Regions from separate parts of the Homo sapiens genome. Here regions 1 and 2 are each linked to region 3. A link is a loop called in an ENCODE intact Hi-C map of the cell type or tissue named here. Cell type or tissue: Caco-2. All regions are shown on one strand. Each heading gives the region's core, and the rest is flanking DNA. Links, peaks and the distances in the headings are about the cores only. Region 1 overlaps WDR88 (WD repeat domain 88). Region 2 has its middle 8.1 kb from the start of CEBPA. Region 3 holds the start of LOC124904692 (a long non-coding RNA gene).

Region 1 (9,927 bases), core at 1,126-9,125, 260 kb before region 3:
CAGAGGATTTTTTTGAGACATTATCAGTCAATCCCCACTATTGTCTGTTTTTGTTTGTTTGTTTGTTTTTAATGAATTTAAGACCATTGGCCTATAACTTCATACTTGCTCTTTTGTGAAATGGAAATGGGAGAAAATATGCATACACACACACACACACACAGCCACAAGATATAATCTGTGCCAAGGGCATGACAACTGGGCAGGAGGGTTTGTGGTGGACCCCACGTTTAGGACTTACCAGCTGTGTGACCCTGGGGGGTTGCATGACCTCCTGGGCCTCCCTGGGTCTGCCCATGCTGCACAGGACCAGTTGTGTGAAGGGGCTGCCCCGGGGCTCAACTCACCTCCACTCCCGCCCTCCGTAGCTGTCCTTATGGACACCTGGCCCACAGAGCCCAGAGCCTCAAGATCTTGTTAGAAAAACTGCTGGTTTCTCTGGGAGCCTCACCCCCACAGCCCACAGGATAACACTAGAGGAATTTTTTCTTTGTTTTGTTTTAGAGACAGAGTCTTTCTCTGTCACCCAGGCTGGAGTGCAGTGGTGCAATTACGGCTCACTGCAGCCTCAACCTCCTGGACTCAAGCAATCCCCCCATCTCAACACCCCGAGTAGCTGGGACTGCAGGAGTGCACCACCACACCTAGCTAATTTTTTATATTTTATATTGTAGAGATGAGGGTCTTGCTACATTGCCCAGGCTAGTCTCAAACTCTTGGCCTCAAGCAATCCTCCCGCCTCAGCTTCCCAAAGTGCTGGAACTTCAGGCATGGGCCACCAAAGTCCCAGTTTCATAGATGTATGCGGACATGTGTGGACAAGAAAAAAAGACACGTCGGCTGGGCGCAGTGGCTCATGCCTGTAATCCCAGCACTTTGGGAGGCCGAGGCGAGCAAATCACCTGAGATCAGGAGTTCAAGACCAGCCTGACCAATGTGGTGAAACCCCGTCTCTACTAAAAATACAAAAATTAGCTGGGTGTGGTGGCAGGTGCCTGTAGTCCCAGCTACTCAGGAGGCTGAGACAGGAGAATTGCTTGAACCTGGGAGGCGGAGGTTGCAGTGAGCCGAGATCGCACCACTGCACTCCAGCCTGGGCGACGGTGGGAGACTCCGTCTCAAAAAAAAAAAGAAAAGACATATGCCAACATATTCACAGCTGTTAACTCTGGGGTCATGGAAGGATGAATGTTTTTCTTTCTTGTGTTTTCTGTAATAAAATCATATTACCTTTGTAATAATATGAGAAAAACTACCAAACTTACATTTTTTTTTTTTTTTTTTTGAGACAGGGTCTTGCTCTATCACCCAGGCTGGAGTGCAGTGGCAAGAACACAGCTCACTGCACCTTTTACCTCCTGGGCTAAAGGCATCCTCCCATCTCAGCCTCCCAAGTCGCTGGGACCACAGGCACACACCACCATGCCTGGCTAATTTTTTTGTTTTTCGTAGAGACAGGGTCTCACTACATTGCCCAGGCTGGTCTCAAACTCCTTGGCTCAAGCGACTCTCCTGCCTCAGCCTCCAAAAGTGCTGGGATTACAGGTGTGGGAGCATGTTTTTTTTTTTTTCTTTTTTGACACAGGATCTCACTCTGTTGCCCAGGCTGAAGTGCAGTGGTGCAGTTATGGCTCACTGCAGCCTCAACCTCCTGGGCTCAAGTGATCCTCCCACCTCAGCCTCCTGAGTATCTGGGACTGCAGGAACAGGCTGCCATGCCCAGCTAATATTATCATTTTTTGTAGAGATGGGATCTCCCTGTGTTGCCCGGGCTGGTCTTGAGCTCCTGGCCTCAAGCCGTCCTTCCTCCTTGGCCTCCCAAAACACTGGGATACAGCATGAGCCACCAAAACCCAGCCCCAAACTTATTTTTAAATGACCAGAAAAAAGGTGGCAATATATTAGAGGGAGATTGGGCATAGGATGAAGAATATTTTTCCCAGCTTCTCTGTACATTTATGGACTTTCCAAGTTATTCACAATAATCTCCAATGAGGGGAAAAGGGTTTTTTGTTTGTTTGTTTTTTTGAGATGGCGTTTTGCTCTTGTTGCTCAGGCTGGAGTGCAGTGGCGTGGTCTCGGCTCACTGCAACCTCTGCCTCCTGAGTTCAAGCGATTCTCCTGCCTCAGCCTCCCAAGTAGCTGGGATTACAGGCACCTGCCACCACGCCCGGCTAATTTTTGTATTTTTAGTAGAGATGGGGTTTCATCATGTTGGCCAGGCTGGTCTCAAACTCCTGACCTCAGGTGATCTGTCCGCCTTGGCCTCCCAAAGTGCTGGGATTACAGGCATGAGCCACTGCACCTAGAGGAAAAGGGGCTTTTAAAAGATTTAAAAGGTATTTGGATTTGAGGTGTTGCTGGGGGCAGGGACTGGAAACGGGGTCAGTGGGTGAGGCAGAGAGGGGAGGCCAGGGGAGATTTTGGCCAAGATACTGTGACAAGAGGAGATGACTGTGTAGGGTTATGGGTTCACCCTCTACGGAGGGACATGGAGCGCATGGTGGGAGCCACAGCTGAGGGTCTCAAGGAGCCAGCAGGGGGGGACGAAGATGGAAGAAGAGAGCCAGGGGAGGAGACAGGTCTCTGGAGTGGCAGCCAATGGGACCAGCTAAGGCAGGGGCTCAGAGGAGAGGTGGCGATTTATGGGACAAGGGGCGAAGGCACTAGGAGGGCAGAGGGAGGGAGCACAGGGATGAGGGGCTGCCTGGAGAAAGTGGTGGAGGGAGGAGGGCTGGAAGCAGTCTGTGGTGCGGGTGGGGAACACTTGGATGCACTTCCTGGGACATGGAGAAGGACGGCTCATGGGAAGGAGGGCATATGAGGTGGCAGAGGTGACAGTGCCTGCATTGTGGATGGGGCATGGAACAGGCAGGGAATGAGAGCAAGAAGGCTGTTGTGGGGACCGAGGGCCTCTCCAAGATTAGGGTCTCTAATCTTGGGACAACAACCAAGGTGAAAACAGGCATCTTTCCCTTCATGGAGACAAGAGCCCTTTGGCCAACACAGACAGCAGTCCCGGGGGGCCCTTCTGCCGACTCAAAAGGGGAAAGAAGGGCCGGGCGTAGTGGCTCACACCTGTAATCCCAGCAATTTGGGAGGCCCAGGTGGGTGGATCACGAGGTCAGTAGTTCGAGACCAGGCTGGCCAATATGGTGAAACCCTGTCTCTACTAAAAATACAAAAAAAAAAAAAAAAAAAAAAAAAAAAAGGCCGGGGGGCGGGAATAACGTGGGAGAATTGGAAGATGCAAGGTGGACTGCACAGGTGGCAAGTTACCATCCCATCCCCTGGGCAATGACAAGGGGAGAGGCTCCCTTGCCCCTGGGGTCTCTCAGTCACCCCAGAGGATTAAGAAAGGGTTTAAGTCTCCCTGAAAGCTGAGTGCAATGGCCCACGTCTGTAATCCCAGTGCTTTGGGAGGCCGAGGTGAGAGGGTTGCTTGAGGCCAAGAGTTTGAGACCAGCCTGGGCAATGTAGCAAGACCCTCATCTCTATAAAATAAAAAATAAAAAATTAGCCAGGCATGGTTGTGCACTTCTGTAGTCCCAGCTACTCGGGAAGTTGAGATGGGAGGATTGCTGGAGCCCAGGAGGTGGTGCCTGCAGTGAGCCATAATTGCACCACTGCACTCAAGCCTGGGTAACAACAGAGTGAGATCCAGTGTCAAAAAAAAAAAAAAAAAAAAAAAAGGCTGGTCACAGTGAGTCACGCCTGTAATCCCAGCACTTTTGGAGGTTGAGGCAGGAGGATCGCTTGAGCCAAGGAGTTTGAGACCAGCCTGGGTAATATAGTGAGACCTTGTTTCTACCAAAAACAAAAAAATTAGCCAGGCGTGGTGGCGTGTGCCTATGGTCCCAGCGACTTGGGAGGCTGAGATGGGAGGATGGCTTTGGCCCAGGAGGCCAAGGGGTGCAGTGAGCCGTGTTCTTGCCACTGCACTCCAGCCTGGGTGATAGAGCAAGACCCTCTCTCAAAAAAAAAAAAAAAAAGTTTGGTAGTTTTTCTCATATTATTACAAAGGTAATATGATTTTATTACAGGAAACACATGAAAACACAAGAAAGAAAAAAACTCATCTTTCCATGACCCCAAAGTTAACGGCTGTGAAAATGTTGTCATAGGTATTTTTTTCTTCTCCACGAACATCCACATACATTTATGAAACTGGGACTGTACCAAAATACTGATATGTACTCACCATAAACGTAGACGCCAAATATTGTCACATCTCCTTTATTTTCCAACTGTTTATTAGACCCCCTTTCCCTCGTTCATTTGAAGTCTAACCAGTATTTCCCCTTTAAATTGTCTGGGTCCACAGGGATGGGGTCGTGCTTCTAAATGCCCAGTGTGGAGGGAGTGGGCCGATCTCTGCACAGCCGCTGTTCCTGCTCTTGGCCACTTGGTGTCACTGTCGAGTCTAAAACTGCGCAGCCCCACGGACACTGATCATTCTGGCGCTGCCCTCAGTTGGCCCCGGCCCGCCCAGAGTGCGTGCAGGGGCCTGGATCCCACAACCCAAGACGATCATTTTCTTTTCTTTTTGAGACGGTGTCTCGCTCTGTCGCCCAGGCTGGAATGAAGTGGCGCAATCTTAGCTCACTGAAACCTCCGACTTCCGGGTTCAAGCGATTCTCCTGCCTCAGCCTCATGAATAGCTGGGACTACAGGCGCGCGCCACCACACCCAGCTAATTTTCATATTTTTAGTAGAGACGAGGTTTCACCATGTTGGCCAGGCTGGTCTTGAACTCCTGACCTCAGGTGATCCACCCACCTCGGCCTCCCAAAGTGCTGGGATTACAGTCGTGAGCCACCGCGCCCGGCCTGGAAGATATTGCTAGATTCTGCAAAGACTTTTTGGCCAGTAGGAAAGGAAAACACAATCTGTTTGCAGCTCTGCCCCCAGCATGGCCAGTTTCCACCTGGTGTCTGGAATTGCGGGGTAATTTCCCATGGATGCCAGGAATGGCAAGGGTGTCCTTCCCGCTCAGGGGACGGACATGTTGCAAAGTCCTTTCCTCTTTCGGAGCTGAGTGAGAGTCCCAGGACCTTGGAGTTCTCAGATTTTGCTACCAGAGATAAGCTAAGGGCTAATGTTGACCTCGATTTACGACTTCAGCAAACACGGCAGTGACCACTCTCTTCTCCTCTCTCTCCCGTTGATTTGAGGATCCGGTGGACGGTTCTGTGGTTCGCGATTTTGAGCACAGGCCCAAAGCTCCTGTTGTAGAGTGCAGCATCACCGGCGACAGCAGCAGGTGACCTTTCCCTCGTCTTACACTGGGAAGAGGGAGGGTGAGCAGGCATGCCATAAATAGGTATGCCTGTGACATTTTTGTTTTTGTTTTAAGTAATAGATATGGGGTCTCACCATGTGGCCTAAGCTGGTCTCGAACCTGTGGTCTCAAGCGATTCTCCTCCTGCATTGGCCTCCCAAAGTGTTGACATTACAGGCATGAGCCACCACACCTGGGCTTTGTGAATTTTTATTTTTTATTTAGACAGGATTCTGCTCTGTTGCCCAGGCTGGAGTGCAGTGGTGCAAACATGGCTCACTGAAGCCATGGACTCCTGGGCTCAGTGATCCTCTTGCCTCAGCCTCCTGAGTAGCTGGGATTACAAGTGTGCACCACCACACCTGGCTAATTTTTGTATTTTTGTACAGATGGGGTTTTGCCATGTTGCCCAGGCTGGTCTCAAACTCCTAGGCTCAAACAATCCTGCCTTGGCATCCCAAAGTGCTGGAATTACAGGCATGAGCCACTGTACCTGGCCTGTTTTGTTTTTGAGATAGGGTCTTGCTTTGTCACCCACGCTGTAGTGTACTGGTATGAAAATGTAAGTTTCATGGGAATTTATCTTTTTTTTTTTCTTTTTTGAGACAGAGTCCTGCTCTGTTGCCCAGGCTGGAGTATAGTGGTGCGATCTCGGCTCATTGCAACCTCCACCTCCTGGGTTCGAGTGATTCTCCTGCCTCAGCCTCCTGAGTACCTGGGACTACAGGTGCACACCACCACAGCTGGCTAATTTTTTTATTTTTAGTAGAGAGGGGTTTCACCATGTTGGCCAGGCTGTTCTCGAACTCTTGACCTCAGGTGATCCACCCACCTCGGCCTCCCAAAGTGCTGGGATTACAGGTGTGAGCCACCATGCCCACATGGGAATTTATCTTATATAGAGGACAAACTTTGCCACAGAAACGTGCCATGTAAGAAGACAAGGATACATTTATGTTTTTTTGTACAAGAAAACATTTCAGAACAAAATAAGTAGTCTCTTAAACTATATCCCTGTGAAAAGACAGACATGGGAGCAGAGAGGAAAACGATTGATCCTTGCGGGTGTAGAGATCCCTTTAGGAGAGGAAAACAGCTGGGAGGCTGAGGCGGGCGGATCACCTGAGGTCGGGTAGCCTTGAACAAGGCTAGCCTGACCAACATGGAGAAACCCCGGTCTCTACTAAAAATACAAAATTAGTCGGGCGTAGTGGCACATGCCTGTAATCCCAGCTACTCGGAGGCTTAGGCAGGAGAATTGCTTGAACTCGGGAGGTGGAGGTTGTGGTGAGCTGAGGTCACGCCATTGCACTCCAGCCTGGGCGACGAGTGAAACTCCGTCTTAAAAGAAAAAATAAAAAAGAAGAAGAGGAAAACAGAAGAAATGCTACTTTGAAAGCCCTTGATATAAAGGAGCATGTGTGGGTGGCTGAAGAGTACTGGGGATGATTGTGCTGTGGTTCCTTGTGTGTTAGGTCCTATTTCCTTCCTTCCTTCCTTCCTTCCTTCCTTCTTTCCTTCCTTCCTTCCTTCCTTCCTTCCTTCCCCTTCCTTCCTCCCTTCCTCCCTTCCTTCCTTCTTTCCTTTTTTTTGATGGAGCCTCTCCTGCCCACGCTGGAGCGCAGTGGCGCAATCTTGGCTCACTGTAACCTCCGCCTCCTGGTTCAAGAGATTTTCATGCCTCAGCCTCCTGAGTAGCTGGGATTGCAGGTGTGCACCACCATGCCTGGCTAATTTTTGTATTTTTAGTAGAGATGAGGTTTCACCATGTTGGCCAGGCTGGTCTTGAACTCCTGACCTCAGGTGTTCTGCCCGCCTCAGCCTCCCAAAGTGTTGGGATTACAGGCATGAGCCACCGTGCTTGGCTGGTTCTCTCTAGTTTCAGTGAGAACCGAATGGTCCCTAGGGTGGGTGATGGAGCAGTCTTTTAAAGATGATTGTGTTAATTATAATCTTGGTCCTAAATTAGAAAAATGAAAAAAAGTCTTCATAGAAGTCATAGGCAGGCCAGGCGTGGTGGCTTATTCTTGTAATTCCAGTACTCTGGGAGGCTGAGGTGGGAGGATCGCTTGAGGCCAGGAGAGACCAGCCTGGGCTCTGTCTCTAAGGAAAAAAAAAAAAAGAGAGAGAGAAAAAAATAGCCAGGCATGATGATGAGTGCCCATAGTCCCAGCTACTCAGGAGGCTGAGGTAGGAGGATCACTTGAGCCCAGAAGCTCAAGGTGGCAGTGAGCTAGGATTGCACCACTGGACTGCAGCGTGGATGACAGAGTGACATCCTGTCTCAAAAAAGAAAAGGAAAGGCGGGGGGCGGGGGAGGATGGAAAGGACCACAGACCTAACTGTCTCTGTTGTTAAGAATCAATGTTTGGCCAGGCGCGGTGGTTCACGCCTATAATACTAGCACTTTGGGAGGCCGAGGCAGGTGGATCACTTGAGGTCAGGAGTTTGAGACCAGCCTGGCCAACATGGCAAAACCCCGTTTCTACTAAAAATACAAAAATTAGCTGGGCGTGGTGGCGGGCGCCTGTAATCTCAGCTACTCAGGAGGCTGTGGCAGGAGGGTCGTTTGAACCTGGGAGGTGGAGGTTGCAGTGAGCCGGTATTGCACCACTGCACTCCAGCTGGGGCAACAGAAAGACACCCTGTCTCAAAAAAAAGAACCAGTGTTCGTCATCGTCATCTTATTTCCAGAGTCATTGCCGCATCCTATGATAAGACAGTGAGGGCCTGGGACCTGGAGACAGGCAAGCTGCTGGTACGTATGCCTGTCCAGTGGGGGCGTTGGTTGCAGCCCAGGGGCTTGACCAAGCCTCAGGCAGCTTTGGGTTGGACCCTGGGTAGGGGGAGGTGATAAAACTCCATTCTTCTAGGAAGGAGGCATGTTCCTGGGGATGGAAGTACAGATGTGAACTGCACCCACAACAGCCATTGCTTGCAAAAAGTCTGGAGGGTGAGAGGGTGGGCACTGGGGGAGGAAGACTCCTGGAGGAGGCGGATGGAACCAAGGCTTCTGCTTGAAAGATGGGATGGGTTTGGATACACAGAAAGAAGCCAGAATTGGGGGTGGGGTGTGGGGGCTGGTATTCCAGGCTCCCCGGTAAGATGTTTGGATTTGATTAGACAGGAAGTGGGGCTGAGGCCATGGGACAAAGGCCATGTGCCCCCAAGAACCAGGGTTCTGGCCCTTACCAGTCTGTTCTCTTTATATCTTGGAGGGGGTCACTCTCCGTCCATCCCACAGGCTCAAGACTCCCACTCGGCCCTGCACCCCTTCCAGGCACCCTCAGCTCTGCTCAGGGGCCTCCTCGGGGTCTCCTGCCTCACCCCTGCCGTCCCTCCCTCTCAGCTCCTGCAGGCCTTTTCTGTCCCTTCCTCCTTCCTTTCCTTAAAAAACAACCTTTCTTGTTAGTGCAAAGGTCAGTTTGTATTCATTGTAAACATTTTTAGAAAGACAAGATAAGCCAAGTTTTTATTTTATGATGACGATGATGATGATTTTTAGAGACAGGGTCTTGCAAGCTCTGTCACCCAGGCTGGAACACAGTGGCGCCATCGTAGCTCACTGCAGCCTCAAACTCCTGGGCTCAGATGATCCTCCCGCCACAGCCTCATAAGTAGCTGGGACTACAGGCGAGCACCGCCACACCTGGCTCATGTTTTACTTTTGTAGAGATGGAGATCTTGCATGTTTCCCAGGCTAGTCTCAGGCTCCTGGTCTCAAGCGATCCTCCAGCCTTGGCCTCCCAAAGCACTGGGTTTACAGGTGTAACACACCACACCTGGCTTAAAACAACCTTTTGATTGCTGGCTCATTTCAGTGGAAGGTCAGGTATGATACCTTCATCGTCTCCTGTAAGTTTTCTCCTGATGGTAAATACGTGGTCTCAGGCTTCGACGTGGATCATGGAATCTGCATAATGGACGCCGAGAACATCACCACCGTTTCCGTCATCAAAGGTGAGGGTGTGCGGGCTCCCTGTATCTTCAGTCTGCCATAGGAATAGCCACTTGTCACTGACTGACGGTGACCTTCCATTGCTTTATTTGGTGAAACTGTAATGGTATGAAGCACGTCATTAAAGCTGGGACACTAGGCTAGGTGCGGTGGCTGGGATTGCATCTGTAATCCCAGCACTTTGGGAGGTTGCTTGAGCCCAGGAGTTTGAGACCAGCCTGGGCAACAGGGTGAAACCCTGTCACTACCAAAAACAATACAAAAATTAGCCAGGTGTGATGGCATGCACCTGTAGTCCCAGCTGCTTGAGAGGCTGAAACGGGAGAATCACTTGAACCCGGAGGTGGAGATTGTATTGAGCTGAGATTGAGCCACTGGACTCCAGCCTGGCAGACAGAGTGAGACTCCATCTCAAAAAAACAAACAAACAAACAAAAAACAAACAAACAAACAAAAAAACACACCAAAACTGATCCTCTTCAGTTAATGCTTTTCCATTCATTCAGTCTTGTGCTTTTAACAAAGGACACAATGTTCGGCTCCAACCTCATGTGGTCATTGACAGCCTAATCTTTTATTGAGGGGAGGCTCAGGCTTCTTAACATTAACATTAACAGAGTTAACATTAACAGAGTCTTGCTATGTTGCCCAGGCTGATGTCAAACTCCTGGCCTCGAGGGATCCTCCT
Region 2 (9,927 bases), core at 754-8,753, 110 kb before region 3:
CACATGAAAACAAGATCAGGAGTGAGAAATCAACTCTTGCCTGTCTCCTGCCTCTGTGGTTCACCCCTGCCTTCTTAGGAACTATTTGGGCCACTCTGAGATGACCACAGCTGTGTCCTCCTGTTCCTTCTTCCCTCCCATGGGCCTTGCTGACCAGCACTAGGAGATAGCAAGACAACATTCCACAGGCAACTGGGGGTCCAGTGGCATGAGTGGGTGGGTGAGGAATGCCTCTCTCCCACCCTGATTCAGTGCTGATGCTGATATCTTCCTCCTAGACACTGTTCCTCTTCTGTCCACCGACCTTTGTCTCCCCATTCTGTGCCTGGGCCCTTAAGGGTGCTTGGTGGAGACTCATTCACTAGCTGACTGATATGAATTGGTCCAAAGGAGCTTTGTCCCTCGCTTCCCAGCACACCAGCATCACCTGGGACCTGGCTGTCAAAGACCTAGGAGCTGGGCTCCAGGGGCAGGCAGGGTATTACCCAACCCTGGGTCCTACCATCCTCTACCTCCCAGCCTTGTGCTTTCTTGGACAGGCGAGTGATCTGGCTGGCAGGTGGGTAGCTTGTTTGTGACTCACGCTCCCCACCTTGGTGGCCAGGTGGCCTGGTCCCTGGCCTCCTCATGGTGACTCGTCCTGGAATCAGGTTCCTGCAGTTGCTCTGTTCTGGAGGGACACCATTCATCATCTTGCCTCTGGGAATCTCGGCACGCCTCTCAGACATGCTCAAACAGAGAGGCTGCCAAACCTGTGCCGGGTCACACAGCAGGTGTGTGATGAGGCCAGGGCGCACACACAGTCCCACACCCCCAGTGGGCGGGAAGGCAGGCCCAGCCCTTGTGTAACCAGCGTCAGGGCCTGGGCACTGTGAGCAGCTTCATGGTGGAGCTCAGGGAGGCCCTGGTCCCACCCTTGTCCTCAGGCATGTGCCAGATTCCCCCACCCCCAGCAGCAGGTCCCTCCAGGCCCCTGTGCTGGGCAGGACACCAGTCCCAGGGCAAAAGCAGAGAGGGGTGGCCAAGTGGTGGTTGATCTCTCAGCCCCTAATGAGCAAAGCCTGGGGTGTCATGTGGTCTCCCAGATCTGGCTCTGCAATGTCTCAGACATGCCGTTCGATTTTGAAATTCTCAAAGATGTTCCAAACAGCATGCAGTTGATTTAATTTTTTAAATTGAAAACTAAAGGAAATTGAGTTGAAGAATGTTGAGTGGAGGCAGTGGCGGGAGGTGTGATGGAATTGAGCCAATCATGAGGGCATTGGGGAAACAGGAGCATTTCACTCCCCTGGGTGGATTTGGGGGTACAGAGGGTTAAACTACCCCACTGGATGGGGAGTCTAGGAGCTCAGGTGCCGCTCCTGCCTGTGTTCCAGCCCTGGTCTTATCACTGCTTCCGGTGAGAAGGGTCCCTGAGGGGCCTAGGCTCTATGGCACTGGGCACCTGGCTGGGGCATCTCCTAGGATGCCTGGCTCCTGGGTGAGCGGCTGGGACCCTGAGGAGTCTGATGCTTCCCAGGGAGGCAGAGGAACCCAGAGCAGGCTGCTGTCCCTCCAGCGTGGCTCACGCACCGCCCCCAGGCAGCGCTGCCCCATATAGCAACATCACTGCCTCACTCAAGATGCTCACCTCACCTCTGACACATTTCAGGCTTGGAGCCATCGTCCCCACCTCCCCTCGGCTCAGGGGCCTGGCCTGTGACTCATGCCTCCACCTCTCCCAGACAAGATTGCTCCTTGAACAAAGGAGCACAGGCCTTGGTGAACTTGGGAATTGCACTTGAGGGGACCCTGAGCCCCTGGGTCTGACCCCTCCAGCCCTGCATCGGCCTTGAGATCACATGCAGGTGGCACGTGGCTGCACCCGCACCAGCACCCCCACATCGCCCCTCTCCCCGGTTGCTCTGGGAGTCACCCACACCCCAGCCTCTCCTCTGTCCTTTCTGCTGCCCTGCACCGAGCCCAGCTGATCTGCAGGGTGAAGAAGCCAATGATTTAAGGCCTCCCAGCCCCTCTTCATAATTGTGGCCCTCCTTTGCCTTGGCAAGTGGAATCCAACAGCTTCCTGTGCTTGAACAGGGAGACGAAGGGGCCCAAGAGCTGCCTGCCTTCCTTGCCTGAGGAGTTTGCTTATTAACTTGAATTACCCTCGTGGTAGCATTCCTGGCAGGGCAGGGAAGAGCAGGGTTGGTTTCTAGAACCTTTTCCTGTTGGCGGCCCCGGCGCTAGGGAAGCTTGGCTGAGGCCTCCTCCTACCTGCCTTCTTGCCCCTCCTCCAGGACACCCCAGGACCCCAGAAGCTTCCCTGGTTGTTGGAAGCCCTGCCTGGGTGGCTCTCCTGCAGGGCTCACGCTGACCTCCTGGGCCCGAGCTGGGTTGGGCAAATGGAAACCAGCTGTGATGCCAAGTGCTGAGATGACACAGTTGAGAAGTGAGGGGGCAAGGGAGCAGGATGTGTCCCCCACCCCTGACACACACAGCACATGTCTCTGGCTCCCTTCTCACCAGCAAGGGGAAGGCAGGACCCCCACCCTCACCCCTTTACTTGCTGAGGTCACAGCCTTCCAAACAGAAGTTAACTGGGAGGCCCTTGGGGCCGAGGACTCTCTCAGTACCTGGGGAGGCTGCCACCCCAGTGAGAATACTTGTTCTCTCTTGAACTCCCCATGGGTCGTCACCTGGGATTCTGCACTTGTATGAAGGACATTAAAACAAATCTTGTAGAGATGGGGGTCTGGCTATGCTGCCCAGTCTTATCTCAAACTCCTGGCTTCAAGCCATCCTCCCACTTCGGCCTCCCAAAGCGCTGGGATTACAGGCATGAGCCACTGCGCCTGGCCCACGAAGAGCATTTTACTTCGACAAGCACACGGGGCACCTGTGCCTGCTCATCTGAGTGTCGTACAGGCTTTGACCACTGTGCTTAGCCTTCAAAGTCACTGGCAAGGGGGCTCTGCCCCCAGAATGAGCTCATTAAGTGTTTTCTAAGCAAATGAAAGGCATCCTTTGTGGGGGGGAGGGGGTGTGGAAATCTAAGCAACATTAAAATGACTTCAGTTGTTTGGTTATTTGGAACAAGCATTTTGCCCTAAATTCTTAAGAAGGCTGTCTCCTTCCACTGCGTTTTTCAGGGACCAAGGTGTGCCCTAGCCTCCCACTCTGCCTTCTGCCCCAGCACGTGGGAATCATTAGCTGGAGCCAAGTGTCTCATAAGCTTTCCCTGTTTATCTTTCACAACTCCATGACATGCTACTTGTTTTGCATACATTTTGCATAAAAGGAAACTGAAGCTCGGAGAAACTGACAGACTCAGTGCGGGGCCACCCAGTCAGCAGGAGGCAAGGCCAGGATTTGGTTTGATGCCAGGATGGCACGGCCCTCTTCCCATGGGCCATCCTCATCACGGGATGGGAGAAACGGGAAACGCCTCCTTGTCACCCGTGAACAAACTGCTTTGCTCCAGAAACCGACTCAGCACACACCTCGAGTGTGCACTCTGTCAGGGTGCCCGGGCTTCACTTACGTGTCCGGTACGAGACTGAAGGCCCACTGTGAGCCAGGGTTCTGTAGCCTTCAGCTCCATGCCCAGTGGTCCTGGCTCCAGGCAAGTAGCACTTGTGATGCTGAATGAGGCATATATTTCAGCATGACAGACCACAGTGCCTTCAGATTGTTCCGGGATAAATCCTTTGTCCTGTGGCCTCCTGGGCTAAGGCCAATTAAACAGCTGCCAGGTAGGGCTTATTCCCTATAAATCAGTGGGAATGTGGCCACATGAATTTTAAATATCAGATTAAAATCAAATTAGTGGGAAAATTTGGAACAAATTGCCTTCAAGTACAGTGAATGAGTCTATTTTTAAAACACTGCCGCACCAGGCAAAAGAGTGAAGCAAACACACATTTCCTAACAGCGAGTAGACACCGTGCTGGGAGTGATCTGTCATGCTTAGTCACGGTAATTGCTCTAGCAAAACTCAGGAATCAAATAAAACGTGTTTGCAAATTGTAAATCGCTCCAGGAGGCTACTTCAGACGGGTCCTAACCTGATGCTGAAGGTCACGGCGGCTCCCTTTGGAGCAGACACCCAGCCCTGACGCCCCCTTGACCCATCCCCACCCCCTTTCTCTGAGCAGGGGTTGAGCCGGCTGAGACCATTGCCCAACATGTGCACGGGAAAGGCCGCTGTAAATCAGCCACATTTCCGCATCTGCGGGAGGGCATGGCATTCTTGGGGGGTGCTGGGGAGGGTGCTCTGGTTGGCTGGAGGGAGGTGAGGGAGTCTCCGAGGCCACCATGGCCGAGGCAGAGAAGAAATGGCGGCGGTGGCTCAGGGAAGAGAGGCTGTGTTTCTGGTGAAAGGTTGGGCTGCCATTTGGCTGAAGAAAAGATCTTCAGATCCAAGAGGGCTTGGGACAGGCGGTGAGGGCTCCCTCAAGCCCCGTCCGGGTCCCTGTGTGACATGCCCTGGCTCTAGGCCACCACATTTGGTCCCTAGCCTCCCCACCCTCAGGCTGTAGTCCCTCAATAACAACCTTGCCAGTCGTCCTAGAGTGGAGATAAGAGGAGAGACATGAAGCCTTGAAATAGCTTTTAAAGCAGAAATGTGGCCGTTCTCGTTCCCCCGTGCTCACCTGCGGCTCCTGCAGCTTGGGGGCAGACAGGGCTGCTTCTCCCCTACCCTGTCCTCTCTTTTGGAAATCTTACCTCCTCCCCGCACAGTCTCCTGCAGAGCATGACTGTCTCTCTGGGGCCTGGCCAGACCTCTGATTCTGGTGATAAACTAATCACATGAAGGCAGGGAAGATTATCTAGGACCGGATGGGTTACCTTTCTTAGGATTCTTGAATGTTAAAAGTAACTTCAGGGGCCGGGTGCTGTGGCTCATGCCTGTAATCCCAGTGCTTTGGGAAGCCGAAGAGAGAGGGTCGCTTGAGCCCAGGAGTTCCAGACCAGCCTGGGCAACAAAGTGAAATCCCTTCTCTACAAAAATATTTGAAAATTAGCCTGGTGTAGTGGAATGTGCCTATAGTCCCAGCTACTTGACCTCTTGAGTCCAGGAGGTGGAGGTTGTACTCCCGCCTGGGCAACAGAGAGAGACCCTGACTCAAAAGAACAAAACAGGCCAGTCATGGTGGCTCACGCCTGTAATCCCAACACTCTGGGAGGCCCAGGAGGGTGGATCACCTGAAGTCAGGGGTTCGAGACCAGCCTGGCCAACATGGTGAAACCCCTGTCTCTACTAAAAATACAAAAAGTACCTGGGTGTGGTGGTGTGTGCCTGTAATCCCAGCTACTCAGGAGGCCAAGGCAGGAGAATCACTTGAACCCGGGAGGTGGAGGTTGCAGTGAGCTGAGAATGCACCATTGCATTCCAGCCCGGGCGACAAGAGTGAAATCCCATCTCAAAAAAAAAAAAAAAAAAGCCAGGCGTGTTGGCTCACACCTGTAATCCCAGCACTTTTGGAGGCCAAGGTAGGCGAATCACTAGAGGTCAGGAGTTCGAGGCCAGCCTAGCCAACATGGTGAAACCCCATCGCTACTAAAAATATAAAAAAAAAAATTTAGCCAGGCTTGGTGGTGCATGCTTGTAATCTCAGCTACTTAGGAGGCTGAGGCAGGAGAATCACTTGAATCTGGGAAGCAGAGGTTGCAGTGAGCTGAAATTGCGCCACTGCACTCCAGCCTGGGCAACAGAGTGAGACTTTGTCAAACAAAACCAAACAACAAAGTAACTGTAGAAGCTGCAACTCAGTGGGCCACCACGGGGGAGCCTTATTTACTGTGCTCTTGCGTTGCCTCTGACAATGGTGCGGCTTGCTTGGCGGACCTTGGGCCAACCCAATGGACCCTTGGATAGAAAGGAGAGGGTGAGGATGTCTTGTAAAGAAGGAGAGAGATCCTTGCATTCAAACACGTATGTTCAAGATCTGCATAGCCAGACACTGAAAATCTGCTGCGGCCAAGTTCAGTAGGAGGCCAAGACAGGCAGGAAGGACCCCAGGAGTGGTCATTTGATTTGGCTTTAGGGGCTGGTGTGACCTTGAGGAGAAGAGTTTCCAGGGAGGATAAAGGTGGAGGATGAGGATGAGGGGACAGTGAGGATGAGTGTCAGAAAATGGCTCTCTGGCTATGTGACAACCACAAAGGATGTTTCTTAAACAAGCTAGTTTCCCACCCCAGCTTGATGGCTGCAGGAGAACTACGTCTTTAAGTCGGGTGAGCCTGCAGACAAGTCTGAAAAACGGGGCTGCTATAGAAGAGTCTCACTTCTTGGCTCTGCCTAGAAAAGGCTTTGAATTCGTAGAGGATTCTTTGCCTGTCGCCCTGGTCCAGCCTCTTCTGGGCCCCTCGAGGTAGCTGGGCAGTGTGAACCCTGTGCCCCGCTGCCCCAGAAATCATGCTGGCTTTTGAGAGCTCAGCTGGTCTTGCTCAAAGTGTCTACCACTTTGCATTCTGTTTTTTCTTATTTTTGAGACAGGGTCTTGCTCTGTTGTCCAGGCTGGAGTACAGTGGTGTGATCTACAGCCTCCAACTCCTAGGCTCAAACGATCCTCCCACCTCAGCCTCCCGAGTAGCTGAGACTACAAGCATGTGACACCACACTTGGATAATGTTTTTGGAGACAAAGGGTCTCACTATGTTGCCCAGACTGTTCTTGAACTCCTGGGCTCAAGCAATCCTCCCACCTCAGTCTCTCAAAGTGCTGGAATTACAGGTATGAACCACTGCACCCAGCCTTTGCATTCTAAGGGGAGTTTCTGGACTTCAGGCCTACTGGAGTTCCCCAACACTGTCTTCTGCTATTGTCAAGCACAGGCAGCGGATGTGGGCACAGCAAATGGAGAGAAAGGGTGTCTATGCCAGCCAAACCCGGAGAGGCCTGTTCCTAGTGGGTGGGGCCAGAAGGCTAGAAAAATATAAATAAAAACAAACCGAAGGGAAGCAAAGCTCTTGGGTGCCAGAACGGGGCTGGCCAGGGCTGCAGCTGTCTGAGTAATGGGTTCCACATTTGTCTGGCTTGGTCTGCAGCCACCAGGATCCAGGGTGCACTGTGGGCCTTGCAAGGGCTGGAGGGGACAGTGCAGCTGCAGCTGGACCTAGCATACCCTTACGGCGGCCCCATCCCCGGCCGCCACAACAGGGTGGAGATGTCGCTGCGAGCTTCCACTTCGGCACCCCAGCTTCCCTCCCCTCACAGCCCCACCCCTGCCTGGGGCTCCTGGGTTCCCCCGGCCAACACAGATTGTTCGTGTTATTAATGCCGTTTTCCCAGAGATTCCATCTGGCTTTTTAATTGCTCTGGGATGGGGCTAGGATGCTTTGATAGTGAATCGGTATCTTCCCTGGGCCTCAGCTTACGTCAAACACTCCATCGGCAGAGAGGGGCGTGGGGGAGGGGGAGAGGTGGGGTTGTCCAGAGAGAAGAGATAGCAAGAGTCTTTCACAGAATCAAGAAAGCTTTCAAAGGTGCTAGTGGGTTAGTTTTATCTAAAGAAAGGAAAAAGAGGCCTGGCAGGGTGGCTCACGCTTGTAATCCCAGCACTTTGGGAGGCTGAGGAGGGAAGATCACTTGAGGCCGGCAATTCTGAACCAGCCTGGGAAACACAGTGAGACCCCCACCTCTACGAAAAATAAAATTAATCCCAGCAGCTACTTAAAGGCTGAGTAGGAGGCTGAGGCACGAGGATTGTATGAGTTCAGGAGTTTGAGGTTGTGGGAGTGGTGACTGCACCACTGTACACCATCCTGGGTGACAAAGTGAGACCCTGTCTCTAAAAAAAGAAAAGAACAGAAAAGCCTTCCCGTCCTCACTAGTATAGGAAAGAAACAGCTGGAATATCAACACCATCTAGGCAAGGACTCTGCCCCATGCCTGGAGAAGGCCTGTGGGTGCCTTGGAGGCCCCTCTTGGCTAAACAAAGTCAGGGGTTTCTGCTATCCCTTGTCCTTCCCCATGAGTGGCCCCTTCCCCTCCTGTGAGACCAGCAGCTCCTGGAGGAGGCCTGGCAGGTTCCTGCCTGGGAAGGAGCAGGTGGGAGAGCTGGGAGGGGCAGACACTCCTCACCAGGCCCAGTGGCTCATCGCAGGTGTCAGGGCCAAACCCCACGTTCACAGATTCCCAGGAGATCCAGGAGATAACAGTAATATCCGTGACAGCACTAAGCCATCAGGACGCATCTGGCAGCAGAGGAGATGCCTCCCTCCCTTCTACCCTTGCCCTTTCCTTGAAGGCCAGCTAACCCTGAACAGCGCTGTCACGGGACACAGGGCTCAGGAGTGGCGCAGCAAGGGGGGCGAGGTCCCTGCAGTCAGGTGCTACATGTCAAGGGGAGATCGATCAGGGCAAAGGAGAAGCATCCAGGCATCTTGGGACTGGGGCCAGCAGGAGGCCACCCTCCCCAGGTATTTCATCAAAGCTGCTGCCTCCATAAAGCCCTCCCTGGTGGACCCTGTTCACACTCTGAGATCCCCTTCATTGCACTTGGCAACCTTAAACCACAGCTTAGGGCCTCAAGGGTGTGAGCTCCCCAAGAGCCAGAGCAGAGTCGGCTTGTTCCCAGCCCAGTGCCCCATCTTTGGCGCAGGCCCTGGCATACAGTAGGCATCTGATAAATACTTGAGGTGTGTTCAGTGCTGGGCTCTTGGAATGGTTCTTCCTGAAGGCTGTAGTCAGGAGGGGAACTGTGAGGAACCCTGCAGGAAGCGGTGGGTGGCCAAGGGTGACTCTGTTCCCGGGAAGCCCCTACAGCTGGACACGGGGTACATGCTGGGCAGGTTCACCCCATGCCGCCCAAAAGACCTTCCTCCCCTCTACTTTGGCCCCCCCCGGGGGCCTCGCCCTCCTCATCCCTTTCCTGGGGCTGGATGTGATTGGATCCTTCTTGTCCCTAACAAAGCCCACCCTGGAACTCAGGACCAGGAGGAGGACTCGGGGTAGGAGGGATCCCTTCCGGGAGCCATCAGCTTTAAAAGAGGAAGCCCCTAGCGGGCTGGCACAGCAGAGAGGAGGGGAAGGAGTGAGGGCAGGAGGGTCGCCCCACCCCCTCCCGTCCTAGGACCTGTTCTGGGGGGAAAGGGGGAAGCCAGGGATCAGCCCCCTCAAACAAGAAAAACTGGAATTAGCACTGAACTCAGAGGGTTTGCTGGGGCTTAGCAAGCTGCGACCTGCCCCAGGCCTCGGGGCACGCGGCGGGGCTCTGCCTCCTCTGTTCCCAGGGTGGCGGGGCAGGCGCCGCCTCCTCACTGGGCTCGTGGCCTCTCCTCTGCCAAGGGCGGCCGTGGGTGAGGAGGCGGCCAGACACAGGACAGAGTGGGGGGCCGGAAGGGGTGCCAGCTAACCACGCAGGCAGGTAAAGCTAAGCTTCCAGAGTGTAAAAGGAATGTGTAATTTCTCGAAAATGCCCCAGCCCGCATTGGTACACACAGTAAGCCACTCAGTGAACATTCTCTCGGTACAGAGTTAAAAAAAAAAGAAAAGTGCAATTTATCTTTTACCCTCCGTGAGGGTAAAATCTGAAAAGCACCATCAGCCTCCTGGGCCTCTTTCTCCCGGGCCTTGTTAGTTCAGGGATAAGGGCTGCCCTCCCTTGCTTGGCTGTCACTGCTGCTAAGGGGGTGCCGGAGTGCCTGACCTTACAGGGTGCTCATTGGAGTTGGGGGCACACCAGCACTCAGTCCCCTGCTGGGTCTGGGATGAATGCAGTGGGGAGTGTGGATGCTGGGTGGGTTCTTGAACAGCCAGTGTGTGGGGCAGGACCAGACCCCTGTTGCAGGCCTGCCTCAGCCCCCTTTCTTGTGAGGGCTGGGGCTGGGCAGGTGTGGAGGGCTGGATGGAGGGGTCTCTCTCTTCAGGCTGCCTTCGGGCCTCGCAGGGGTAGGGTGTAGCCACATGGTCTAGGGAAAGAGGAGAGGGTTGGAGGGTCC
Region 3 (9,927 bases), core at 797-8,796:
GCCCGGCGGAGGGCTCTCCGTGGAGGGTACAGGAGCTGGGCTCACAGATACTAGGTGAATACACCACAGGCCACGCTCACCTGCCAAATCCTCCTGCTGGATCTGAAACACTGATCATTCATTCGAGTGACTAGTGGTATTTAAAACTGAGCAAGAAATTCTCATCCCCAGAATGAAGGAAGGAGAAGGAGTGGCGCCCCTGGGCGACTGCTTCGTGGAGGCTGGATTGGATTTGACAGCTAACGGGGGATGCTTCCCATGGCTGAAGAGTCAGAAAGAATAAGAAGGGACGCAGCAAGCAAACTGTCCCGTCCCTTCCTGCACCTCCTTTATGGTTTTCACAGGCGCACGGGAATTCACGCTCTCACTCCCTCTTCCTTTTACCCACAAGGGCCCGCTGGCCATACCCTCTGGCGCTCTTCTGTCCTCACCCACCCATCTGCCTGGAGACACCTGTATATTCATACTCAGGGGTGGCAGCTCCTTTTTGTTTGTTTTTTGAGACAGGGTCTCACTCCATCACCCAGGCTGGAGTGCAGTGGTGTGATCTTGGCTCACTGCAACCTCCGCCTCCTAGGTTCAAGCGATTCGATTCTCGTGCCTTGGCCTCCCGAGTAGCTGGGATTACAGGCATGAACCATCACGCCCAGCTAATTTGTGTAATTTTAGTAGAGACAGGGTTTCTCCATGTTGCCCATGCTGGTCTTCAACTCCTGACCTCAAGTGATCCGCCCGCCTCCCAAGTGCTGGGATTATAAGTGTGAGCCACAGAGCCCGGCCTGCTGCTTTTTAAGCAAAGCAATTCCGCAGAAAATGCTGTTTTCCTCGGCAGCTGCTAAACCAGGTGAGTCCGATCAGCGCTGTCACCCCATCACAAGCTTATTGACTTTTGGATTTTCTGTCCTGTCTTCCTTTTGGGGCACATCTGGGGTCCCCCTGCTTGCACTCATGCGTTTGTCAAGCTCTGTTCCTGTTGGATGCGTGAAGGTGTGGGGCTGGGGCCTGGCACTGCCCCCAGCGTCCCTCCGCGGCTCCTCAGCCTCTGGTGGGGGCTCTGGAGGCTGGACTGGGCACCATCTGCAAAGGCCTGCCCACAGTCTGCCTCCTCTGAAAGCGACGGTGGCTGAGGGCCCCTCTGAAGCACACTTGGGCCGGCGATCGAGGCTGCAACTCATCCCAGCAACGGGCTGTGGGGCCGCAGGGACTGCTCAGTCGACCGCCGAGCCATCAAGTTCTGAGGCCGCATTCTGGAGGCTCCAGATCTTTCTTTCTTCTTTTTTCCTTGAACACTGAGGGCGCACTTGGCAGCTGCCAGCTCTCTGTGGGTCCTTAACAGAGGGCACTCCATGTCTAACTAGATGCCACGGTCCAGAGCTGGCCAGGCCCGCTCTGAAGTGGACTCTGCCTTGGGAGAGCAGGGGTCTATCCTTCGCCTGTTTGGGGCTTAAGTAAGGTACCTGGCCAGCAGGCGGCAGAGCTGGGGCTGGGCTCGGGGCACTCTGGGTCTGGGGCCTGCATCCTGGACTCTGAAGCCTTGCGCTACTGGGCTATCCCCTCTGCCCGCGGTAAGCCCACCTGGCTCCTGGAGGACGCCTGAGCTCCCCTACACAGGGGGCTGCCTTGGGCCTGCCTGTCTCTCTGGAGGTCTGTATAGCTGTGGGTGAGAGGCAGTGGGCGAGGGTGGGGGCAAGCTGGGGGGGCTGGACTATGACCTGGGCATGGCCAACACGAGGTGATCTCTGACCTCGACCCAGATGGAGGGACTCCAGGCTGCAGAAGGTGGCTGGGGCCTGTGTGCTGAGGGCGGGCCCTGGCCAGACGATCCAGCTGTGAGTACAGGGCCATTGTCCTGTGCCACTGCAGCCCTGGCCCCAGCCCAGACCTGATTTTCCACCTCTGTGAATTTGTGGCAGCCCCAAATGACCGAATTGGCTGGAGACTGTTCTGTTGCTTATAACCAAAGATGCAGAACCTGCGTGCCTTGGGGGGCCAGCTGTGCCTGGGCCGGTGTGGGCAGGGAAAGCCCCTCTGCGCTGCAGGCTGGACCCTGGCAGCTGCCGAACAGATCTCAGTCAGAGTCGTGGGAGCCATGTGCCTGTAGAGGGCCAGGCCTAGGGGTTGGCCAGCACATGGTGATCCCATAGGAACCTGCCCAGGCTCTGGTGAATCCAAGGATTACGGCAGGGGTGCTGTGTTGAAGCCCTGGAAGGCTTGAAGCAAGAACATGAGAAGACCACATCCCTCAATTCTCTCCTCTGGGCAAAGGTGACAAGCCAGGACCTCCCATCACTGCTGGGAAATGGTTTCTATTGTTGCAGGGCAGAGAGCTGGGGTTCGATCCTGTGGGTGCTAGACTCCACCCCTGCCAGGGCTATGGAGGACCCAGGGGTCACTCGGCAGGAGGCTGGCTGAGCGGGATGGGGACAGCGGGAGGTGCCCAGGGGGAACTCCTGAAAGCTGGCCTTGTTGGGAGGATGCTGGCTCCCCTCCAGGGGACCTCCTCTGCCTGCCCTGACAGACATCAACGGCGCGCGGTGGGAGGTCAAGAGGTACCAGTGGGGCCTGTGCAGGCTGCCTGGGGTTGGGAGGGCTGAGGGCAGGACAGGTTGGCCTACGCTGGCCGCTGGGAGAGAGAAACACCAGGCCCATCCTGGCCTCAACATGGCCATCATGGTGGTGACTGTGACCCCTGCAGGGCACTACCACAGGCCAGGCGGCCTTGCAGGTGCTTTACACAGCTTAACTCAGTCTCCATGAGTCGGCTGCTTCCCCATTTACAGATGTGGAAACGGCCACCCAGAGGAGGGCTTTCCATCCAAGGTCACAGAGCGCTGAGCGGCACGTGAACCTGCTCTGACCCCATGCCAGTGTCCAGAGTGGGTTGAGCCCTCCCTGGAGTAGACACCGCTTAAGGACAAAGCAGGAGACAGGCTGGCGTGCTAGTGGCCAGTGGAGATGCGCAGGTGGAGGCCAGCAGACCGGGGAGCCTTGGCCTGAGCCCCGCAATTCCTGGTTCTGTCTGTCCCTGCCTGGTGGTCAGCCTTGTTTCCTAGGAGTGACCCTGGAGACCTGACGCCACTGGAATCTCAGGGACTAAGCATCTGGAGTGTGGCAGATTCAAGTCACACAATGCAGACCCGTTCCCTGCAGGCACCTGCCACATAGCAGCGCCCCCAACGCCACGTCAGATGCGCCTCCCCCCACCGACCCGCTGCTCACCTGGCTTCATGGCACCCATGACGGCACGGGAGCTCCGCAGCACTGCCTCATAGACGGCCTTCTGGTCTGCAGTGAACTTGCCGTTGGCGGGAAAGGAGCAGGTGATGTCGGAAGCGAAGCAGTAATACTCACCGCCCATGTCGAACAGGCTGCGGAGAGAGGAAGGCAGGGCAAGTGGGTACTGGGGTGCCACCGCCCCCTTACCCTTACCGCTCCCCACCTGCCCTGGACTCGAGGGCAGCTGGCCCGGGTCCTGGATGCAACTCCCCCTCACAATGAGACCGGTGTGGGGAACTGCCACCTGGTGTCTCCCACGGGTGCGTGGGCAGCAAGGAAACCCGAAGCCATCCTGGAAGACCTGTGTCTTCCAGGGAAAAAGGGACTCAGGGCTCAGCCCAGGCAGGGAAGGCTGAGGGGAGTGGGGCTGTCCTATGCAGATGACACCCACCCCTGTGGCCTGGCCTCCAAGAGCTCAGAGCCATGGAGAATTGTTTGGAGAACTAAGGAGAGGCAGAGATGCCCCAGGACCCCGCCCGCTGCCTGGCCTCCACCCGGCACCCCAACAGGCTCTCCCAGGTCTCCCTGCACCCAGCACAGAGCACAGGCTGAGGCCGTGCTTGTGGGAAGCAGAGGAGGAGGGGGCTGGGCAGGGACCCCGGATGGGATGCACGGCCTAGAACTCCGGGCCTGAATCACACCACCTGCTTCTTCCAGGACCCAGAGCATCTGGGCAGACACTCAGTCGGCGGCTAGGGCCTCTGGCTCTGCTGCAGCTCTGGGGCCCCCTAGCTGGAGGGGTGTGCCCGACACTACCCCTCTGCCCATGGGGATGGGACGGACATATTCTGCCAGGGCCCAAGGGGAGGGCAGGGAGGAAGTGCCAGACAGCCTCATGTCCAGCAAGGCTTTCCCAGGGCCTGCTGGCCACATGTCCCCGAAGCCAGGTGGGCCCCCTCACCCTGTCCACCTGCACCCTGGCACCCTCCGGTGGCAGGCAGAGACCAGCAGGACACAGGCAGGGGCGTGGAGAATGGGGCAGAGGTGCCAGCTGTCCAGGACGGGAGGGGCCTGGGGGCCAGCAGAGAGGCAGGATGGCATGGGACAGATGGCGTGGGACAGACAGTGTGGGACAGATGACAGGAGGCCTGCTGAGGCAGGAGGATGGTGGCTGGGGCTGCCCTCTGGATGCCCTGTAAGAGGGACCCTTGGCACAGCAGGGCCCGGAAGGAGTAGGGCCTGTCCTTGCTGTGCAAAGGACCTCAGGGCCCTCTCTGGGCAACGGCAGAGAAGCAGCCTCCCGCTCATCCTGTGGTGTGGAAGGGACAGGATACGGGAAGGGCTGCTGGATCCAAACCTGGCTCTCAGGACTCCCCGGAAGCAGCCCAGGTGGACAAGGCTGGGCCTGGCTGAGGGGGCGGAGGGGCGCAGGTGGTGCCCCTTTCCATCCATCCCACCTAGGCACCTCGGGAGGCTGCAGGCAGCAGACACAGAGCGGAACCCTCGGGTCCACCAGCCCCTTCACAGGTCATGGCCAAGTCACGACACTGATGGTGATGACCCTGGCTGGCGGAGGCTGGTCTAGCCCTAGGACCAGAGCCCACCACGTCTGCAGGGTCCAGAACCAGAGCCAGGAGGGCTGAGGAAGTGCAGCTGCCCCTCTTTGGCTCCACCCTGGGCTTCCCATGGGGTCCATCTGTAGCTGGGTGAGTCCTGACAAGTCTGAGGCCAGGGGCACAGCCGCGGCTTCCGTCACGAGGGCCTCTCACCCAAATCCCAGCTCTCACGGTAAACACAACCACTCCACAAACATTCCAGAAGCTGCCTGTGCGCCTGCCTGTGGGGGGTCCTGTCCCATGGGAGGGAGCCAGGGGGTGGAGGACCCTGGCCTCATGTGGAGCAAGGAGCAGGGCCACGTGGCTGGACAGGCAGCGTCAGCCGCCCCATGGAGGCAGATTTCTAAAGGAAAAACTTGAATGCACGGCCAGGACGCTTTGCTGAAATCCAAAGTCCCCAGCCGGGCACTTTTTAATCTCCTGTCTTTTCTGATTGCAAAACACCATAAGCAGTGTCAACAGGGCAGAAAGGTCCAGATAACACCTCAGGTGACTCTCAGGCTGGGGGGAGGAGCCCCGCCTGCATGACAGGGAGCTTTGGGGTGGGTCAGAGTCACAGGATCTCTGGATGCAGTGGGCTGCTTAGGCCAACAACTGCCTGGAAGTCTACTCCTGCACAGGGCCTAGGCTTCCCCACGGCTGGCCGGGAAGGCGGGGCACATGGAAGCTCTAAACTGAAGGGAAACTGAGGCTCAGATCACGGGTCCAGGAAAGCCCTGAGTCAGGAGGGTAAACAACTCGAAGCCCAGCAATGGGTTCTTAGGTCCTGGCGGCAGTGCTCAACCTTCACGGCCTCAGTTTTTCCATCTGTAAAATGGGACCCTCCCACTGCTGTAGCTCTGGGGAGTGGAGCCATATGGAACACAGCCCAGTTTTGCCTGGGGACAGCTAAGCATTTTCATTTAGGTTCCCCAGAGTCAACCAAGAAAAATGGTTTGTGGTTTGTTGGTTTTAGAACATGCAAGAATAGCCTGGGCAGAGAGGACAGGGCCAGGAGTATGGGGGACACGGATTCCTAGGAGGCGCCAAATCAGAAGGTGACCTGCAACAGCAGCCGGGGCAGAAAGTCCTACCGGACTGTGCTGACACAAAAGAAAAAGCAGAAACTGAACTATCGTTTAAAAAACAACAACAACAACAACAACCAGGAAGCCCACAAGAATACCCCGAACAATGAAATCATCTAGGAATGTAAAAACAAGACTGTTCTCCAGTGCAGACCAGACTCAGATCCCAGTTCCCCAAACTCCCGCCAGCAAAGCAGAAAGACCATGGGATGGTGGGTGCCTGGATATCATCCGCCAGCCTGACTTTATCTTCCAGCTTGTAGAAGACTGTAACTGCATTTCTTGTTTGAAAATGATCTGCTTTCTGGAGGGGGAAGTATACACCCAGCCAGCCAGCTCCATCCTGCCCAGCGAGGCTCGGGTATGGAGCTGAAGTCTATTTTCGTGCTCCTCTCAGTTCCCTATCTTTTTCTGCCTTAAAAAAATCCCCCTAGAGTTTCTACACACATAAGTTATTCAGATGCAAGCTTTTCTGGAATCCAGGGACGAAAGCCATGGCTTTGATAAATCATCTCCCTCCCGCTCCTCTGCGTCCACTTCATCCATCCTCTGAATGCAAACCGACAATGGAGAATTCGGTCATACGTTGGCTCAATCGAGAACAGGCACGCAGGATCCCTCCTTCCTGGCTGTCTGGGGACCCTACCATCTTTGGCCGAGTGAGTCGATGATAATACAAGACATCTGGGAGACAGGATGCATCTCCAAACAACGTGCTGGCGTCTCACTCCCCACATGTGTTCTGAGGGCTCTGTTTCTGGCTCCTTCTGGGTAGCTTTGGGCCTGGGCTACCTGCCACCACTGGCCCACCCAGACCCTCCCTGGGCCCCATGGCAGGGACCCGCCAGCCCAGAGGCAGAAGGCCTCCAAGATGGGTCGGCCAGTGACGGAAGGCTTGGGAACAGTTTTCTGGGGGAAATGCTGCAATGTTTATATGAGAGCCACTTTGGACTTGGTTTGCAGTTTCATTTGAATCTCCTGAGTAGTGGCACGGCTCTTAGCTGTTCAATCCAACAGTTTACACGCGCTCATATTCGGGGCTGCAGAAGCACTGCAGACTCCGATGTGCAGCTGCCCTGGTCAGTGTCCCAGGCCAGGCTGGGGGATTGCTGAGCAGCAGGAAGCACTTGCTTCTCCTCAGTGTGAGACCGAAAGGGAGGCGTATGGGTCACTCTTCCCTTCATCTGCCCCAGTGGGCGGCCCCTGCAGACACGGTGGCGAGCTGTGGTCTCCAGGGTGCATGGGCCGGCTGCCTGCTCCCAGCCAGGCCTTCCGTGGAGTGCCAAGCTCCAAGCGTGGCCAGCAGGGACAAAGGCCACCACTCGGAGTCCCTGAGGCTCCCCGTGCCATGGCCTAACCCACCAAGGGGACCTCTCTCCAGTGCGTTCCTGGGCATCTCTGCCCCCTTTTCGTGTGACGGCCACTCCTCCAGGGCCTCGGCAGACAGGAAAGCTGCCCATGCCGCCAGCCCATGACAGCAGCAGCTTCTGGTCCCCAGAGCCAGCAATCCCTGGTGCACGCGGTGGGTGACGGGAGCAGCTGCGTCCTGTGGGCCTCCTGGGTGTCTGGAGGGAACTGGCATTGCCATTTTATGCATGACATGGACAGAGGCACGGCACCAGTGAGGGGCCCCGGGTCCCAGAAGAGCACTGTGGGGTGCCTCGTCCAGAGGTGGGTGAGACACAAGGACAGCTGCCAGGAAAGCACAGTGGGGTGAGGCCCGGGCGTCAGGGCAGTGGCCTTGGCAGGCGGGAGGGAGAGTCACACGCGCAGCACATGCTGTATTTTGCTTTTTTTGGTGACCAGTGTCTCATGATGTCTGGGAGCACCCAGGATGTCTGGACAAGTGCTGTTCAAACTGTGGGTCATGACATCAGCTGAGGAGGGTGCAGCCACGAAGCACAAACAAGAGACAAACCGAAAACGCGTGGGCAGGTGTCTGCTCATAACCAGGCCTGTCCATGTGTATGAGGACGGGTGAGAATGGAGAGCACGCTCCTAACTGGGATGGGATGGGACGGCCATGCCTGTGGGTCTGGACCCTCCTGAGGGCGTTCTGTGGCCCCAAGAGCATGTCTTTAAGACCGCAGAGTGCTCAGGGCAGGGCTGGCTGGTGACAACAAGTCTCCCTCGGAGGAAACAGCAAGGTGGTGGGGGAGAGCTGGGCTGGGACAGGCAGCAGAGAGCAGGCCTGGGGGCAACGCTCTACCCTGGAGCTCACCAAAGCATTGGGCCCCAGGTGGAGTGGGGCAAGGGGGTCCCCAGGAGCTTGTCACCCATGGGGTCCGCAGCGCGATGGTGGCAGACAGACTCAGGCTGAGTAGACAGCAGGAGTAGGCTGGCCGCATCCCAGGCTGCAGGGCCCATGTGAGGCCAAGGTGGCTGCTGAGGTCCTGGGTGAGCGGGCACCCCATGGCCTGCAGGGTCGAGGTCTCGCCATTATCTAGCCAGGGAAGGAGGGGAAGAGGGCACTGGTGGCTGCTGAGTGTGAGGGCTGGGACAGGTCTCTCCTCCTAGCCAGGCTGGCCACCCACCCCCCATGCCCAGGAGCAACACAAAAGACCAGGCCCAGCAGGGGTGAGGCCTGGCCCATCGTCCTGAGACAACACTGCCCTCTTCTGGCCAGTTCTGGAAGGACAGGCTTGCTGCCCACCAGCTGCATCCCGACTGGGACAACCAAGGCCTGGGGCATCCTGGGACACGTGCTCTAGAAACTCTGCGAGGGGCCACAGTAGATTAAGGCCCCCCTCCAACCCCCACCACCTGATCGGGAAGTGAGGGAGGCAGGAGGAGTGTCCCAGCTGCTTTCCCAACCAGAGCCCTCCACCTCTGCCCTGTGGGGTGAGCCTCTCCAGGACCTGGGGCGGCCTCAGGCCCGGAGTGCTGCAAGGGATGGTCCCTCTCTGGGCGCACTGCTTCCCAGAATCGTGGACCATGCGCCCCCTGCCCTAGCTGCGAAGCTTGCTGGCCTGCAGTGGCTCTGGTGCCCACAGCCCAGGCTGTTTGTGGAAGGAGGGGGCAGCACATGGGGGCTCAGAAGACGACCAGGAGAAGCAGGGGGATGAGTCCTGGCCACCTCTGTGCTCACACAAACCTGTTCGGGGCTGGAGTGAGTGGGGAGGGGTCTTCTGGGGCCTCCCACTTAGGAATGGCCTCCAGTGATCTCAGGCACCTCAATCTGTGTGAACATGTTGAAAGTGTTAATTAGCAAGTGTGCTGCGCTTTTGTAACCCTGTTCTTGAAGGTCTGCCTGAGGGGTTTAAAAAGGAAAACAAAAAAAGCAGCGAATGGCCCCTCTGGTACAGTGACTTGGAGATGGGGTTCATGGCGAACCCCAGGATCACAGCGGGAAAAGACTCTGAGAACAACAGCAAAACCCCCGGAGGCTTGACGGCTACAGGCCCCACATGGGGCCGCTTGGCTCTGAACCAGGCTGAGGGTGTATGCAGCCACCACAAAGTCCCGTCCCTCACCCCTGCGTGCATGCGAGTGGGTGTGGTGGCATCACACCCAGAGAAGCGGGAAGGGGCCCGGGGGTGGCTGGCTGGGGGTGAGGGACGGCCCTCAGGAAGTCTGTCTCAGTCCTTGGCTGACAAGCCTGACCTGAAGCAGGAACCAGGGTGTCTGGTTCATAGGCCCTCTTGGACCATGACTGTGGCCAACAGTGGACTCAGCCTAGCTCCAGGGAAGCTGCTGGAAGGGTAAGGACGGAGCAGTAGGAGGGGGGCCTAGCCAGCCCCAAACCCCGCTTGATGTACGCATCATGGAGGACACTTTTGGGTCGAAGACACGGAACAGGACAACCAGGGGACGGGAGCTGTCTGAGAATAAACCAGGCCTGGCCTGAGCTCTGCCTGTGGCTCCCACCTCCAGCCTGTGCTGCAGAACCAGCTGCTGGAAGTGGGCATCAGGGCCTGGCCTGCCCAGCTCGGTGAGGACACCGGGCCTGCTGCTCTTGCCCGAAGAGGGCCCACGCTGTGCCAGGTGGCCACTGCGAGAGAGGGAGGCAGGGGCTTACACTGTGATCA

Evidence for each region. Peaks named below come from ENCODE experiments on the same cell type or tissue, not always from the same donor. Only the 100,000 strongest peaks of a DNase experiment are listed, where the experiment ranks them.
Region 1: a loop joins it to region 3, with 5 times the contacts of the local background. A loop is called at or near these places in 45 of 110 quality-filtered maps.
Region 2: it touches region 3 in a loop (4-fold over the local background); 45 of 110 quality-filtered maps call a loop at or near these places.

The regions. Positions count from the first base shown.
Region 1 is chr19:33,139,670-33,149,596 of GRCh38, forward strand. WDR88 (WD repeat domain 88) reads left to right here. Exons shown (of 11, transcript NM_173479.4): 3 at 5,175-5,263; 4 at 7,976-8,039; 5 at 9,103-9,241. Among named protein-coding and RNA genes, the nearest start is that of WDR88, 13 kb to the left of the region's middle. RefSeq lists enhancers at 7,240-7,409, 8,361-8,530 and a cis regulatory region at 8,446. In Caco-2, for the core only: a CTCF peak has its summit at 4,402 (motif pointing right); DNase peaks (open chromatin) are centred at 4,412 and 5,093.
Region 2 is chr19:33,289,520-33,299,446 of GRCh38, forward strand. No RefSeq gene overlaps it. Among named protein-coding and RNA genes, the nearest start is that of CEBPA, 8.1 kb to the right of the region's middle. RefSeq lists enhancers at 2,042-2,625, 3,883-4,833. In Caco-2, for the core only: no CTCF peak of the experiment used is centred there; DNase peaks (open chromatin) are centred at 1,662, 2,162, 4,102 and 4,541.
Region 3 is chr19:33,398,502-33,408,428 of GRCh38, forward strand. PEPD (peptidase D) reads right to left here. Exons shown (of 15, transcript NM_000285.4): 12 at 3,220-3,368. LOC124904692 (a long non-coding RNA gene) reads left to right here and starts at 3,368. Exons shown (of 2, transcript XR_007067229.1): 1 at 3,368-4,922; 2 at 5,788-9,927. RefSeq lists an enhancer at 8,199-8,756. In Caco-2, for the core only: a CTCF peak has its summit at 8,527 (motif pointing left); DNase peaks (open chromatin) are centred at 1,770, 5,080, 5,190, 8,510 and 1 weaker place.